Regions from separate parts of the Homo sapiens genome. Here regions 1 and 3 are each linked to region 2. A link is a contact called in ENCODE Hi-C or POLR2A ChIA-PET data. All regions are on one chromosome and are shown on one strand. Each heading gives the region's core, a stretch centred on a gene start or an enhancer-like site at or near the end of the contact. The rest is flanking DNA. Distances are from core to core; before and after follow the strand shown.

Region 1 (4,391 bases), core at 1,040-3,539, 7.6 Mb after region 2:
TCTGAAAAATCCTGTAATGATCACCTTATTTAGAACCAAACCATGCAGGCTGGTATCTTCCAAACATACACAATCTGTAAGTACAATTTTCTCCATTCCCCACTTCTAAGATAATAATGGCTATTTCTTCAGCACATATTATGACAGGCACTGTTCTAAGCACTTAACATATATTAATGAATTTTCGTGACCTCATAACGTCCATATTATCATTAATAGTATCTTCATTTTACAGATGAAAAACGGATGCCCAGAGAGGTGAAGTAATTTATCCAAGGTCCCTCAGATGAGCAGGGTGGAGGTTCACATCCAAGAGGTTTGGCTCCAAAGTTTTGCTCATAACCCCTTTGTTGCCTTCTGTTACATGGCGGAAGGTCCAGCCACTAAGATAGAAGCCAGAGGTTTAACTGGGGAAATGGGAATAATGGCAGATGTTCATCTATAAGGCTACACTGCCACTCCATGCCACAGACTCCAAGAACAGAATTACAGCCAGGCTTCAGATTGGAACTGGGCTTGGAAATGCATGCCTCTCAACGTGAATGTGGCCCCAAAACTCATGGGGGTCATACACAGCTTCCCAATGATGGCAGGGCTGTACCTATCATTCAGTAGGCTTTTATGCTTTGATAGCTGATTGTTATAACTTAGTGCTCTAATCCCAAATAGGTCGTGCATAAATCTAGAATACCAAAAGCAAGGCCTAATTCGGGTCTTGTACGGGCAAAAGTGGAGTAAATGTACCTAGGCCTTTGACTACATCTCCATACACTGCAATGGCAAATGTCATCATCTAGATTGGCTGGAGTTCATCCTTCACTTCTTCCTCCACGCTATCCAGCTTCTTCAGATATGTTCTTGTCTAGTCTCGTTTCCCATTTTCCACACCCACTTGGTGTTCCAGGTCAGGCTCGTATTCTTAGTGTTCTAACACTCCACCCTTGGGTCTTTGCAAAAGTACTTCCCGCACTAAGATCTCTTCCCTCCTCTGCAAAATCAACTTGTCCTTTGGAGTATAATTTCTTCTCGAAACTTTCCAGCAAGGGATCCACAGTAATTTCTCTTTTTCCTGTAGCACTTGCTTTTGTATCACTCATATTTGATCCATATTTTCCTAGCTCACCAAATAGTCTTTTTCAACTAGACCAGAGTTCCTTGAAAGCAAAGGGTTTCCATAGCTTTTTCTATCTCTATGGCCGGACAACGTAGTAGGAACTTATTAATTCACTTAACACTACTGGAGAAGCCAATCAATCAACAAGCGCATAAGGTTAGTTAGTGGTGAGTGCTATTAAGAAAAATTGCGGATAAAGCGATAGAAAGTGAGGTTGGTAGGTGTTAATTAAGATAGGAAGGTCAGGAAAATCTTTCTGTCGGGGGCGATTGTAAGCTGACAGGCAGTCCGTAAGCGCTGTCCCTGCTGCGTTCAAATGAATTAAATCTTTGCCTTATGGGTGATGCAGGTAAAAGAGCTCCGACTCAGCATCAAAACACAGAGTTCTTCTGGTCTGGCTCTGACGAGGAGCCTTAGTTTCCTCAGCGTCTTAACTGTCTTAAGGATTGTCTTTGTGGGCCTTACAAGATTGCGGGGAGGATCAAACATTCTAATAAATGAAGGAGGGCCACGAGAACGGAACCTTCCGCTTGAGTCACCATTTAAACAAGTGTTTGTGGAATGAGAATTATCTTGCCCGCTTCAGGTGCTCAGGATGCAGACAGACGTGAAACTGGCGGGTCCTTTAGGAGACTGTCCCGACTGCGTGTCCTGAGGTGACTCGCCCCAGGGCGCACGGCAGCCGGCAGCCAAGCTCAAGCTTTCAGGCTCTCATTTCAAAGTGTCCCGAGGTGATTCGCCCCAGGGCGCACGGCACCCGGCAGCCAAGCCCAAGCTTTCAGGTTCTCATTTCCATCACGCCCCGGCCGGCCGCCGCGGACAGCTCCGCGGAGCCGACTCGGAGGCTGCTACTTGCAAATTCCCGGGCTGCCCGCCCGCCCGCACTCACCAATGGGCTTGTCCAACCGCATGAGGCGCAAGTACGGCTGCAGGGGGCGGGGCGCAGAGTCCACCACCGCCGCCGCGGACAAACTGAGCTGGCGCCCGCGCGGCTCGGGACAGGCGGGGGGCTGCAAGTCACCACCGTGGGGCGCGCCTGCCGCACGCGCCAGGGCGAAGGAGCGGCCCCGCCAGCCCGGCAGCCACGCCAGTGCCACAGCCCGCAGGCCCCGCGCGAACCCCGCGGCTCGCGAGCCCAGCATGGCGCTGGTGAGGCCGGGACGAGCTCGGATTGACGTCATTCCCCGGCAGGCATGCGCAGTGGCACCCGCAGGATGCAATCCTAGTCTGCCAGGCTGGGCGGCGGTGTGGGCAGAACCTTTCCTCATCCTTACTTGTGAAATTGGGGTCATCGTGGTCGCTTACTCTAGGGAGGAATACTTAATGAAAAAGGGATTTCTATTGGCAAAAGGCAAAAAAATTACAATAAATTTAGTTGTAATTTTTTACAACTCGATCTTGATTGACTTTGTGGTTCCATTATCGGGCAACACTCAGAACGGGGTCTCTGAGGAAACAAACAAAAAATAGAATCGGGCAACACCTTATTCTGTAAAATAGAATAAGTGTTCCAAAGAGTCGAGCGGAGGAAGTTGGCTTTATAGACAGAAAAAGGGCTGAAGAAAGCAGAAGCAGAGAACAAAAAGCGGATTGGTCACTTCAAATTACTTTCATTGCGAGGCGGGGACAGGGAAACAACAACAGAGAAATAACGGATTGGTTAACATTAGGTTACACCAGGTTAAGGACTAAAACAGGAAACTTAATTGTCATGACGATTGCATTTTGAAATGGCCTGGTTGGAAAATTGGCTGTTGTCTCTCTTTCCTGACTTCTCAGAATGTCAGATACAACTTAGTTTTAGTTTGGTGACTTGGAACTTTAGCATGGGTGACTCTTGATTCTTAGTCTGATCTGTTGGGACCTAGTGCAGGAACTTAGTTCAAAACAATGGCCCCCTATAATTTAACCCTATTATCAGCTTTCTCCATAAAATGAAAAGGATAGTGTTTATTCATATGGAACAGTTGTACCAGGAAAAAAAAAAAAAAGCTTTGAAAAACCTACTGAATCCAAAAGAAGAATTTGCGTACACGTTTAGCCATAAAAAAAAAAAAGGGCACCAAGTGGCCACATACAAGACTGTAAATTAAAATCGCATTCAGGGTTAAGGGATGTTCATTACACAAGTGAAAATTTTAAATTTGACAGCCCTTCAAAGGAGTTTTTGTAATCAGTAGACAACCAGCATGTGTGATGCTAAGAACCTGAAGCTGAAAAGTCTGGTCAGCAGAGTCTTGCTCTGTCATCCAGGCTGGAGACCAGTGGAGGGATCATGGCTCACTGCAGCCTCCACCTCTTGGGCTCAATCGATCCTCCCATCTCAGCATTCTAAATATCTGGGACCACAGACACGAGCCACCGTGGCTGGCTAATTTTTAATTTTTCATAGAGAGGAGGTCTCACTATATTGCCCAGGTTGGTCTTGAACAGCTGGGCTAAAGAGATCCTCCTGCCTCAGATGGTCAGTACTCTTATTCATAAGCAACTCTGTATATCGCTGTGTGCCAGGCACTTTACATGTATCAACTCATTTAACCTCTCACTGAGTAACCCTAGGCAAGTCACTCATCTGGATTTTAATATTCTAGGAAGTTGACTTAGTCTTTAGGCTCCTTTCTGTAAAACATGTACAATGATTCTGTGACTTCTTGCATGGCTCAAGTACAGCAAGTTGGATGCCTGGCCACTTTGGTGCAATGAGGCAGGGGGTACCTAGCCTTTCTCCTGCCTGCAAAGAATAAAGGCCAGCAGGCAATTTAGTAACACTCCTAGTTGTTAGATTGGAGATGATTTAGATCTGACTCAAACCTGAAAAGGGTGTAATATCAGTCATGTATTGCATCCATGACTTTCCAATATAGGTCCAAACTCTTTGTTTAAAAAAATATATTAAGAATTTCAAGATGGCAACAGCAGGACATTAAACCAAGTACAAGGTCCTTCTTAGCGTAGGCCCTGGGTGACTGCACATGTACCCATGATGCTGACCCTGCCCAGAGGTGATTCAATCCTAAGATATTTGGTCCAATTAAAGTGCACAGGAAACTGAGATGGGTACCCACATGTCACTCTGCTAATTTGTAGGACAAGAGAACAGTCACATAGAGTAGAGCCCTAACTTTCAGGAGTCTCCTCTAGACTAATGCCAAGGCACAGTATGCCCTTGGGAAAGCCATTTAACTGCTGCAAACTCTTCAGAAAAGGAAGGGACTAGGCTTTCTCTAAAAGGGCCTGTAAGGCTCCGATTCCTCATTTTGTTTTTTGTTTTTTTTGA
Region 2 (4,907 bases), core at 2,226-4,725:
AGCTAATTTTGTATTTTTAGTAGACAACGGGGTTTCTCCATGTTGGTCAGGCTGGTCTGGAACTCCCAACTTCAGGTGATCCGTCCACCTCAGCCTCCCAAAGTGCTGGGATTACAGGCGTGAGCCACCTCGCCCAGCCTCAACTAGTCTTTTTTTTTTTTTTTTGGGACAGGGTCTCACTCCATCCTCCCAGCTGGAATGCAGTGGCACAATCATGGCTCAATGCAGCCTTGATCTCCCAGGCTCCAGCGATCCTCCCACACCCTCCCAAGTAAGTGGGACTACTGGCTGGGAATACAGGCGCATGCCACCATGCTCAGCTAATATTTTATTTTTTGTAGAGACAGGGTTTTGCCACATTGCCCAGGCTGGTGTTGAACTCCTGAGCTTAAATGATCCTCCCACCTTGGCCTCCCAAAGTGCTGGGATTATAGCCATGAGCTACGTCTTTAAAAACCTATATACGATACTGAAGGGGCTTATAACCTACCAAAATAATAAATAAATAAAAACCTATATATGATAGATTTCAAATACAAATGATCATTTATATTTATCCTCCCAAGCAGGCATAGACAACATTCCACCTTACTACCACCCCAACTAAAAAACAATCTTATGCAATTATATTTCGTTGTTTTTGCGAGTTTTCCACTAGAAAGTTAAGTGGGCCACTGAAAAAAGCAATTTGAAAAAATGAATTTCAAACCAATGAATTTTGTTCGTTGATCTATTGTCAGGTTTGGTTTAGAAAAAGATCACTCTTAATTTTGATTATATGTATTTTAATGATTCATAGGACTCTTATCCTGAATGCTTAGATTTATGAAAGCCAGAAGTATTAACAGTGCAAGTCAGGCCGTCACAATTTGTTCAAGTTTTCTCTTCCTTTATTAACTCAGGTAGTTCCTGAGCATCTACCATATTAAAGGAATTATACTAGATGATTAAAGGATGCAAACAGGAATACAACACAGTCCCTGACTTTTCTCCCTCTACAAAATCAGTAGAAGTGGATTAATATGTAACTCTTCCTCTGAAATAAGGAGTCTATTTCATGGTTGTTCTGTAGTGACAATGCCTCGGGGATCCCACCTTCATCACCTTTGCACCCAACTGTCCATCACTCCTGTGCAGGGGATGCTGCTGGGGAAGAAAACAGGTCAAATGCAGGGAAAATTCATAGTAAGCTGTTACTACTACACTCACGAAAGTATAGTAACCTACTTTACTCACTGAAGTACAGTAACCTACTGTACCCACCAAAGTTTAAAACAAAACAGGACATTTGACAAGGCTGGTGCCTTTAAACAACTTTGCTAAAATGTCAAGGCACTCTTTTTAATTATTAAATAAGAGGAGTAATAGACATTTGTGGCCCACTCCGTCTATGAGCCTCATTCCTGATGATGGGGTAGAGTGAGTTTCAGGGACAAGGTGAAGTGAGGTTCAGGGAGGGGTGAGGCTTAGGGGCTTAAGTGAAGTTCTTTGCATGCATTTCTTAGTAACAAAAATGCTGAGTAATTTACTGGTTACTTTTTTTAGGCTGCAACAAAATGCTCCCATGGAAAATGTCTACGGTAAAATGTCAAGTGTATAGCTTTAAAGCAGAGGACAATGCTTAGCGCACAGTATTTTTGGCAGTATGACCCCACCATTCTCCAAGTTGCCCAGGCTTAAAATGTTGGCACTAGGAAACACATAGCTTATGATGTCTTCCCTACAATTTCACTTTACAGATTAAAAAAAGGGAACCTCCTCTTAGTATAATATTCATATATTCTTTCAATAATTTATTCATTTATCCATCAATATCACCTTTTATGAGACAGTGGTAAGCAACAGAGATATAAAATGAATAACATAGTCCTGCCCTTAACAGTTTGGTTTAGCAAGCATTTATTCAATGTACACCATATACAGTATCAATAACTGCAAAGTGCTAACATATAGATGTGTACCTACATTTTAGGGAAAGCTTTCAAGAATGATGTCAGAGTTGAGCCTTAAGGAATTAGCAGGAGTTTGCTTGATGAAGAGAAAGGAAGGGAAGGGCATATCCAGGTCTGAGAAAAATGCCCAGAGTATGTGGGGGAGGCAGGAGCTGAAAAAGTAGGCAGGAGCTAAATCATAACAGGCCTGTATGACAAACTAAGGAGTTTGCACTTTATTCTGGACAGAATGGGGAACAACTGGAGGATTTTAAGAGGAATGACATGAACAGATGTTTTGTTGTTGTTAGTCTCACCCAAGGATGGACTGGAGATTGGACTGGAAGGAAGCCAGGGCTGAATGCAGACAAACTAATTAGGAGGCTGTTGCTGTCATCTCAATGAGAAATGATGAGAAGAACATAATCTATGTCACAGGCACAGAGGATGGAGAGCAGAACACCTATTTGAGAAATATTCTATAAATAGAAATGATAGGACATGACTATTGATTGGACATGTGTGGGTGGAAAGCCAGAGTCTAAGATTCTTCCCAGCTTCCTCTGTCTAGCTTAGGCAATTATTTGGACAGTGGTACTACTGAGCACGGCACGCACACAGTAGAAGCAGCATATTGACTTTTTTTCTTTAAGGGAGGCAGGGAAAGATGACGAGTTCAATTTTAAATGCTGAATCTGAGACCTGTGGGGAATCCAAGGGGAGAGGTGCATGAGTCAGTTAGCTAACTAGACCTGTGCTTTTTAGCCTCAAGAAATTTACAAGACTATTCCAGAAGCATGTGTACTGACAACCTCACTGCCAAAGGAACAGGCATACCAATTAGAGAAAATGACAATTTTTCATGTTAAAAAAAAAAAAACTGAAAACACAGGGGTTGAGAGTTAATAACGAAACATTATGTTACTCGCCAAACTGACACAGCAGAACAATGTATTTCTCTAGTAAGCTAAATGTAGGGTTTGATGGGTTTCCTCCTGACGACACTTGAAAATAGAGGTGTACCTGGTGTTTAGATCTAGGAATTCCTTTCAGCAGGTTTGAAGAGCAAGAGCTGAGAAATGCGCCCTCCAGTGGCAGTGGAATGAGGGGTGTCTAGTAACCCTTTTTACCACCAAACAAAGCCCTGTAAAGAAATGCAATTTACCGGGATCAGAAAGCCACAATGCTGGTACCAGTAAACCGTCAAACCAAGCGAACCCTCTCAGGCGCCAGGAAGCCTTACCTGTCACGTTGGCCAAAGGAAAATTTCACTTTCGACTCAACAAAATAAGACCTCAGATTTGATAGCTTGCAGTAAGTCCCGCTTGGCGACGATTAAACACCCTGCAAGTCGAAACGCGTAGTCTAATCAAATCCTCTCCAGCCTGCAGGGCCGGGCTTCCACCACGTGGGTGGCTGCGGCCAGCAGGATCAATCCGCGAAGGGTGGGGGTAGGAGGCGTGCCCCTGCGGTGGGAGGCGGGGTCTGCGCAGTGGGTGGGGCTTCGGCGGAACCTAGCTAAGAGGTTCCTCTCGCCTCCGCTCCCCTTTTGCCTTCAACCTTCGAGCCGCCACGTAATGCCACGTCCCCGCGCATGCGCATCTTGGCCGCTGCTGGCGGCTGTTTCCGGGCTTAGAGGGCTGGAGTGGCCGCCGAGTTGGAGGCGGTGGTGGCAGCAGTAGGAGTGTGTAGAGTGCGGGATTGGGGCCCAGGCCCTGCGGAGGGCGGGGGAAGTTGTCTTCTTTTTTTTCCGGAGGGGCCGGTAAACCTGGTGGCTGAACGGCAAGATGAATTTCCTCCGCGGGGTAATGGGGGGTCAGAGTGCCGGACCCCAGCACACAGAAGCCGAGACGGTGAGAGGAGCAGCGGGTCTGGGACTTGGGAAGGGGTCCGGGCAGGGACGGGGACGGAGCACTCGGAGACCCGAAGGTCACCTCCAGCGTCCCACCATGGAGGGGGCATCCACATGCCGCCTCCCCCTTTGCCCTCCTTCCGCTCCTGAAATCCCAGAGTTATTCAATCACGCCCCCAGCTCAGTCCCCATTGCTGCCGTTCGGCCGGACTGACGGCGGCCGCGCCCCGCAGCTCTGTAGGCCCTGAAGCTCGGGCTAGGAGAGTGGTCCGCAGGTGGTACCGCACGGGAAGGGACGGATGCGCGGCCGAGCTGGCCCGAACTGCCTCCCACGCCCCTCGGGGCCGTGGGCCCCTCCCTCTTTCTCTTTCGCTCGTCTGCACTGGCCGAGAGGAGCCTGAAGTCCTGCTCCCTCCCTCGCAGTCTGAAACTGGGGCGTTGGGGAAAACTGCGAGAAGGTTTAAAACCCAGCTGTTGGTGAGAGCATTTGGCTAAGAATAAAACGATATTCTTTGAAGGACAAATCCACCTGCTCCTGTCCCATCAACTGGAAGAGCGGTCGTTCTGCCTGGTGTTATTTGTTCAGATCCGGCTTTTCGGGCTCACCCAAATATATATCATTTGGCAAATGCTACCTTGAACGTAGTAGGGATCTTAAGCGCTCAAACTGCTTTGGGGACACGTCCACCGCTTTCTGCCTGAACTCCTAATGACATGATTTGCGGCGTTATTTAAAAAAAAAAAAAAATGGTTAGCCGCTGAAAACATTATTTAATAGTTGCTTAGATTCTAGGTTTAGAATACACTTATTTTGAAGTTTGGTTAGTGTTTAATGGAATCGAGGGTGTATGCCTTTTTGAAATAAACTTTTTATTTGAGAAGAATTTTAGATCTACATAAAAGAGACTAAGTATAACACTTTAATGGCTAACTTTGTTAATGGGATCCTGAGGGATAATATAGTAGCTTTCATTTGTCAGGCTCTTACCTTGTGCTAGGTTCTGTGCTGAGCTCTTTATATTCCACATTATGCTTTAATCGTTAACTACCCTGCAAGATAGGTGAGAGTATTCTCACCTTAAAAGTCAAAAAATGAGACTGAGAGGGGTGAAGTAGGCCGGACG
Region 3 (4,242 bases), core at 1,510-4,009, 7.3 Mb after region 2:
TTTTTACCTCCATCTCCCCTTACCTACAATGCATTCTACATAAAAGCTACATGTACAAGATTTATCTTCTGAAGTATATCTCTGAGATTGTCATTATCCTACACTAAGTTACATTTTCTGTAACTCTTAAGGCCTTCTGCAGCAAGACCCCACTGAATTGATCCTTCCAACTTCACCTCCAGTGATTCTTAAATTGAAAGTTCCCTGAAGTAATGATATTGAGGTTATTTTATCCACTATCCCTAGCATACTATATGACACCTAATAGACACCCAATAATAATGTTTGAAAAAGTAGTGAAAATCGGCCGGGCGCAGTGGCTCACGCCTGTAATCCCAGCACTTTGGGAGGCCGAGGTGGGTGGATCACGAGGTCAGGAGATGGAGACCTTCCTGGCTAACATGGTGAAACCCCGTCTCTACTAAAAATACAAATAAAATTAGCCCGGCGTGGTGGCGGGCGCCTGTAGTCCCAGCTACTCAGGGGGCTGAGGCAGGAGAATGGCGTGAACCCAGGACGCGGAGCTTGCAGGGAGCCAAGATCGCGCCACTGCACTCTAGCCTGCGCCACTGCACTCTAGCCTGGGCGACAGAGTGAAACTCTGCCTTGGAAAAAAATAAAGAAAAAGTAGTGAAAATCTATAATACTCTTCCCCCAAAAAATGAACACTGGACTATCTCTGGTGGTATAATTCTTGCTTCATTTCTAACACACTTTTAATTATTAATACACAATTGTTCTAACCAGGACAATCTGAAAACTGGTCTTTAAAGACAATCACAAAGAATCACAAAGAGACAATAGCCCTCTGTGATTAAAAGAAAGCCAATGAAAAAGCTTTTTAATCTCCCTATTTTAATTATTTTTAAAATTCTTAGTCTTACTACTGAGTCAGCAGCTATAAGGCATGGGTCAAATAACTGCAACATAAAAACTGTAATTTTAAAAAGACAAAACCAAATACCTACTGAATAATACAGCATCAGACAAATTATTTTTAAAAAATAATCATTATCGTCATCATTAAACCTTCTGAGTACCTCTAAGGTATTTCTCCTAAAAATTTTTTTGGGTCTCTTATTCTTCTAGTAAGTGAAAGCCAGACCTACAAACTATACACACCTATTCACACAAAATATTTCCCCTCTAAGTAAACTACAAAATTTGTGATATATGACACACTATGGCACAGTGTGTTACATATACTCTTTGTAGACAATTTGAATAAGGAAATAATATCACATATACTCTCTGTAGACAATTTGAATACGGAAATTTAGGGCTAATCATAAACATTACCCATGGGCATTCCTCAATACTAATCCTTCTGTTCATTATACACTCAATGTCATTGACCCAAAAAAGCTGGGGGAAAAGCATAGGGTCCAAATTAATGTATAAAAATTTTTTTGCCCAGCCTAAAAATTTGATTCACATGTAACTTTTCTGTAACACTAGTGTTGTGTGCAAGGAGACAGACTCCTTACGGATCTTTCAGCATAACCTAAAACTTAACATGGGTCTTCAGATAACCTAATAAAACAGTGGCTGTTATAGTCAATCAATCCAGCTCTCTAAACAAAGGGCTAGGCTAATCACTCCAGCATTTAGTGATTTAGAAATAACAGAGGTCTCAATTTATTTTTCCCAACTTAATGTACTCACAACAAATGCTTGCATCACCCCATCGCAACTCTCCTTCTTAACAATGAAGGTAAAACTCAGGACCAAAAGAGAGCTCCTAGAGCTGTATTTCATTTGCATTATAAAATCTACAGCAAAATTTTTCATAACTTTACTCTCTGAATTCATGAACTAGGTTGGCGGGGGCAGGAGGGTGAGTATAGAGAAGAACTTCCCTGAAAAGCATGAGTATAAAATATAACTGAGAGTATCTCAATTGTTATATGCCAAATGGCAGGGGCAAAGAGGTTAGTTACTCTAAGGATAACAGAGCATTAAAAATTTTTTTTCTAATTCTTACAAAACTGGTCCCTATTCTATAAAATGTGAACATCCACAACCCAACAAGTTACAGACTAGGATCTAAGACACAGATCTTAAATGCAGATAAAATGCCAATGCTCTGCCTCCCTAAAGAAACGTACAACCCCAAGAACTGCTGAACACCATCAAAGCAACACCCGCCAGAGTGGCTGTTTTAAACATTATATCAGGAAATCATGATAAGTGCTAGCGGTTCCTCTAGGCCTCAGCAGCAGCCTTAGGTATAAGAGCAAACTGGAGCCCTCTTAACACTCAAAGAATAATGTTGATGTCATGACGAGGCTACTGATTCTTCGCACTCCGGACAAGTCATTCCTTGATCCACCGCGCAATTCTTTCCCCACCCACCCCCATCCCCCCAAATAAAGAGATCTCCGGACAGAGAAGCCCTCGGGTACCCCATCCTCCTCTACCTCCAGCGGCTGCCGCTTTCTCCTCCCTCGGGCTCCGAGGTAGGGGCTCCAGAAGGTCCTGGGCAATCCCGAGCCCCGGCGGGGCTTGTTTTGCCCGTGCACGATAGCTCTGGCCAGCAGCTTCCTTTCCCAGTTTGTCCAAACTGGAGCGCTCCAGGGTACCCGGGGACCGAGAAGGGAGCCGGGGTGGCGACGTCGCCGTCGCCGCCGCCTCTGGTATGTCAGGGGCCGGGATTGTATTTCGAAAGATCCGCCATTTTCACCTCGTCATCACCATCACAGCTCAGCAGCTTCCCCGACAGCCGGAGCCCGGGCCGCCGCCGCCGCCGCCACCACCAGTAACCTCCCCCTTCCTCCTCCTCCCCTCCCCGCCCGCCCCACCCGGGAGGCGCACACCCACATATCCGGGGAAGCCTCCCGCCGCCCCGCCAACCTTCAAACGCACAAGGGCCGTGCAAGTGCACACGGGCTACGCCGAGACCTTTCACCCCCGGGCGGAGCACGGGCCCCCGCAGGGACGCCAAAGGAAGTCGCGCCACCTGCGGGGTCCCAAGTCCGGCATATTTTTGTTTGCAAGACCAAAAGCCATGCGGAGGGTGGCATAAGGACAATAAAGAACCCAAACTCTTTCATTTTCAGAGCAGCAACTTGAGAGAGATGGTGGAATGCGTTTCATTCACTGTGGCTATCTCAGGCACTAAAAACACTGTGAAAGACCTTTAATGTCATTCACCAACTTTGACATTTTACCCCACCCGCAGAACTACTTTGACAGGATGAGCTATTTCCATATGCATGTTCGACCTTTGACACCTTTGTCAATTACAGGCAGCAATCCTCATGCAGATGAAGTGGTCAAAATATCTAATTTAAAAAAATAAAGTTCTGAGCTATCTTCCTCTCCAACTTAATTTATCTGGTCATTTCTGTCCATGAACACTGCGACTTCCAATCTGTCATCGGTTTAAGACGTCAAAGCGCAACTAGATTTGAAATGATTGAACTAATTGTAGAAACATTCATGAATGATCGATTTCTAAAATATTGAAAATATAACTCTTAGCTAAAATTATTTGCCAAATGTTTTTTTAGGATCTAAGTCATCAAATTAAAAAAAAACCATCTGCTGCTGATATATTTGTTCTGTACAGTAAAAATAAACAGCTTGCTTCAGAACAAGATCCTAGAGCTACCTACTAGGTAGGTAAGAGTTACCAGCTCTTGTCATCAGTCAGTTGAATAAGTAACCAAAAGAGAACAGAGGTAATTCTTAATCATTTAAAAAATAACAAAACATAAGCTGCAAGGCTTCTGAAGAGATCAGCATTAAAAAAAAAAAAAAAGGAAACTGGCTGCCTTTGTCAATTTTAGAAAGAGTTAACCATCCAAAAGCTGAATTCTGTATCATTCAACCACAACATAAGCTCTGGGCAAACTGAATTTCAAGGCTGCGAACAGGGCCACTCTACTGTCTAAGTTAGTGTAGGAAGAGTAAGGTTGAAGTTGAAGTTGAAAAAGTCATTTCATTTCCCTACCTTGTTTCAATGGCAACTCCATATAAAAGTCGGTAGATTCAGCCTTCAACAAGGGCTGTCCACCACCCACCCCAATTGCTGTTTTTATATGCAGACTACCAGATGCTGAGAGTATAAAGTGTTCTCAATTACTTCATCTTTAAACTTCATTTCCCCACTGACGGCCCCGTCCATCCGCACTCTGCTTGGTTGTTTACCGTTGCTGGCCAAGCTAAGTCCCGGCCCGCTCCCTTCCCCCGTGCACCTCGGGAACATTATGACATTTGGCTGGTGGGCTTCGCGAGGAA

Evidence for each region. A loop is a pair of places that touch in the nucleus more often than their neighbours do. ChIA-PET counts read pairs that join two places held with the same protein, here RNA polymerase II (POLR2A). Pooled maps may share reads with other maps.
Region 1: a pooled map shows a loop between it and region 2 (4-fold over the local background). The contact joins the promoter of COQ2 here to the promoter of USO1 in region 2. A Hi-C loop is called at or near these places in 4 of 50 pooled maps.
Region 3: a map of naive thymus-derived CD4-positive, alpha-beta T cell shows a loop between it and region 2 (7-fold over the local background). The contact joins the promoter of LIN54 here to the promoter of USO1 in region 2. A Hi-C loop is called at or near these places in 1 of 168 maps with a recorded cell type or tissue (naive thymus-derived CD4-positive, alpha-beta T cell) and 10 of 50 pooled maps. POLR2A ChIA-PET finds 5 or more read pairs at or near these places in 1 of 52 experiments (RWPE1).

The regions. Positions count from the first base shown.
Region 1 is chr4:83,282,509-83,286,899 of GRCh38, forward strand. It overlaps COQ2 (coenzyme Q2, polyprenyltransferase), which reads right to left and starts at 2,290. Exons shown (of 7, transcript NM_001358921.2): 1 at 2,004-2,290. The coding sequence starts at 2,256. RefSeq lists enhancers at 1,693-1,932, 2,128-2,422 and a silencer at 1,993-2,322.
Region 2 is chr4:75,721,102-75,726,008 of GRCh38, forward strand. USO1 (USO1 vesicle transport factor) reads left to right here and starts at 3,476. Exons shown (of 24, transcript NM_003715.4): 1 at 3,476-3,784. The coding sequence starts at 3,719. It also overlaps a transcript of G3BP2 not described here. RefSeq lists enhancers at 2,666-3,586, 3,587-4,506, 3,603-3,682 and silencers at 3,263-3,432, 3,767-3,944.
Region 3 is chr4:83,008,064-83,012,305 of GRCh38, forward strand. LIN54 (lin-54 DREAM MuvB core complex component) reads right to left here and starts at 2,760. Exons shown (of 13, transcript NM_194282.4): 1 at 2,421-2,760. RefSeq lists an enhancer at 2,600-2,699 and a silencer at 2,770-2,849.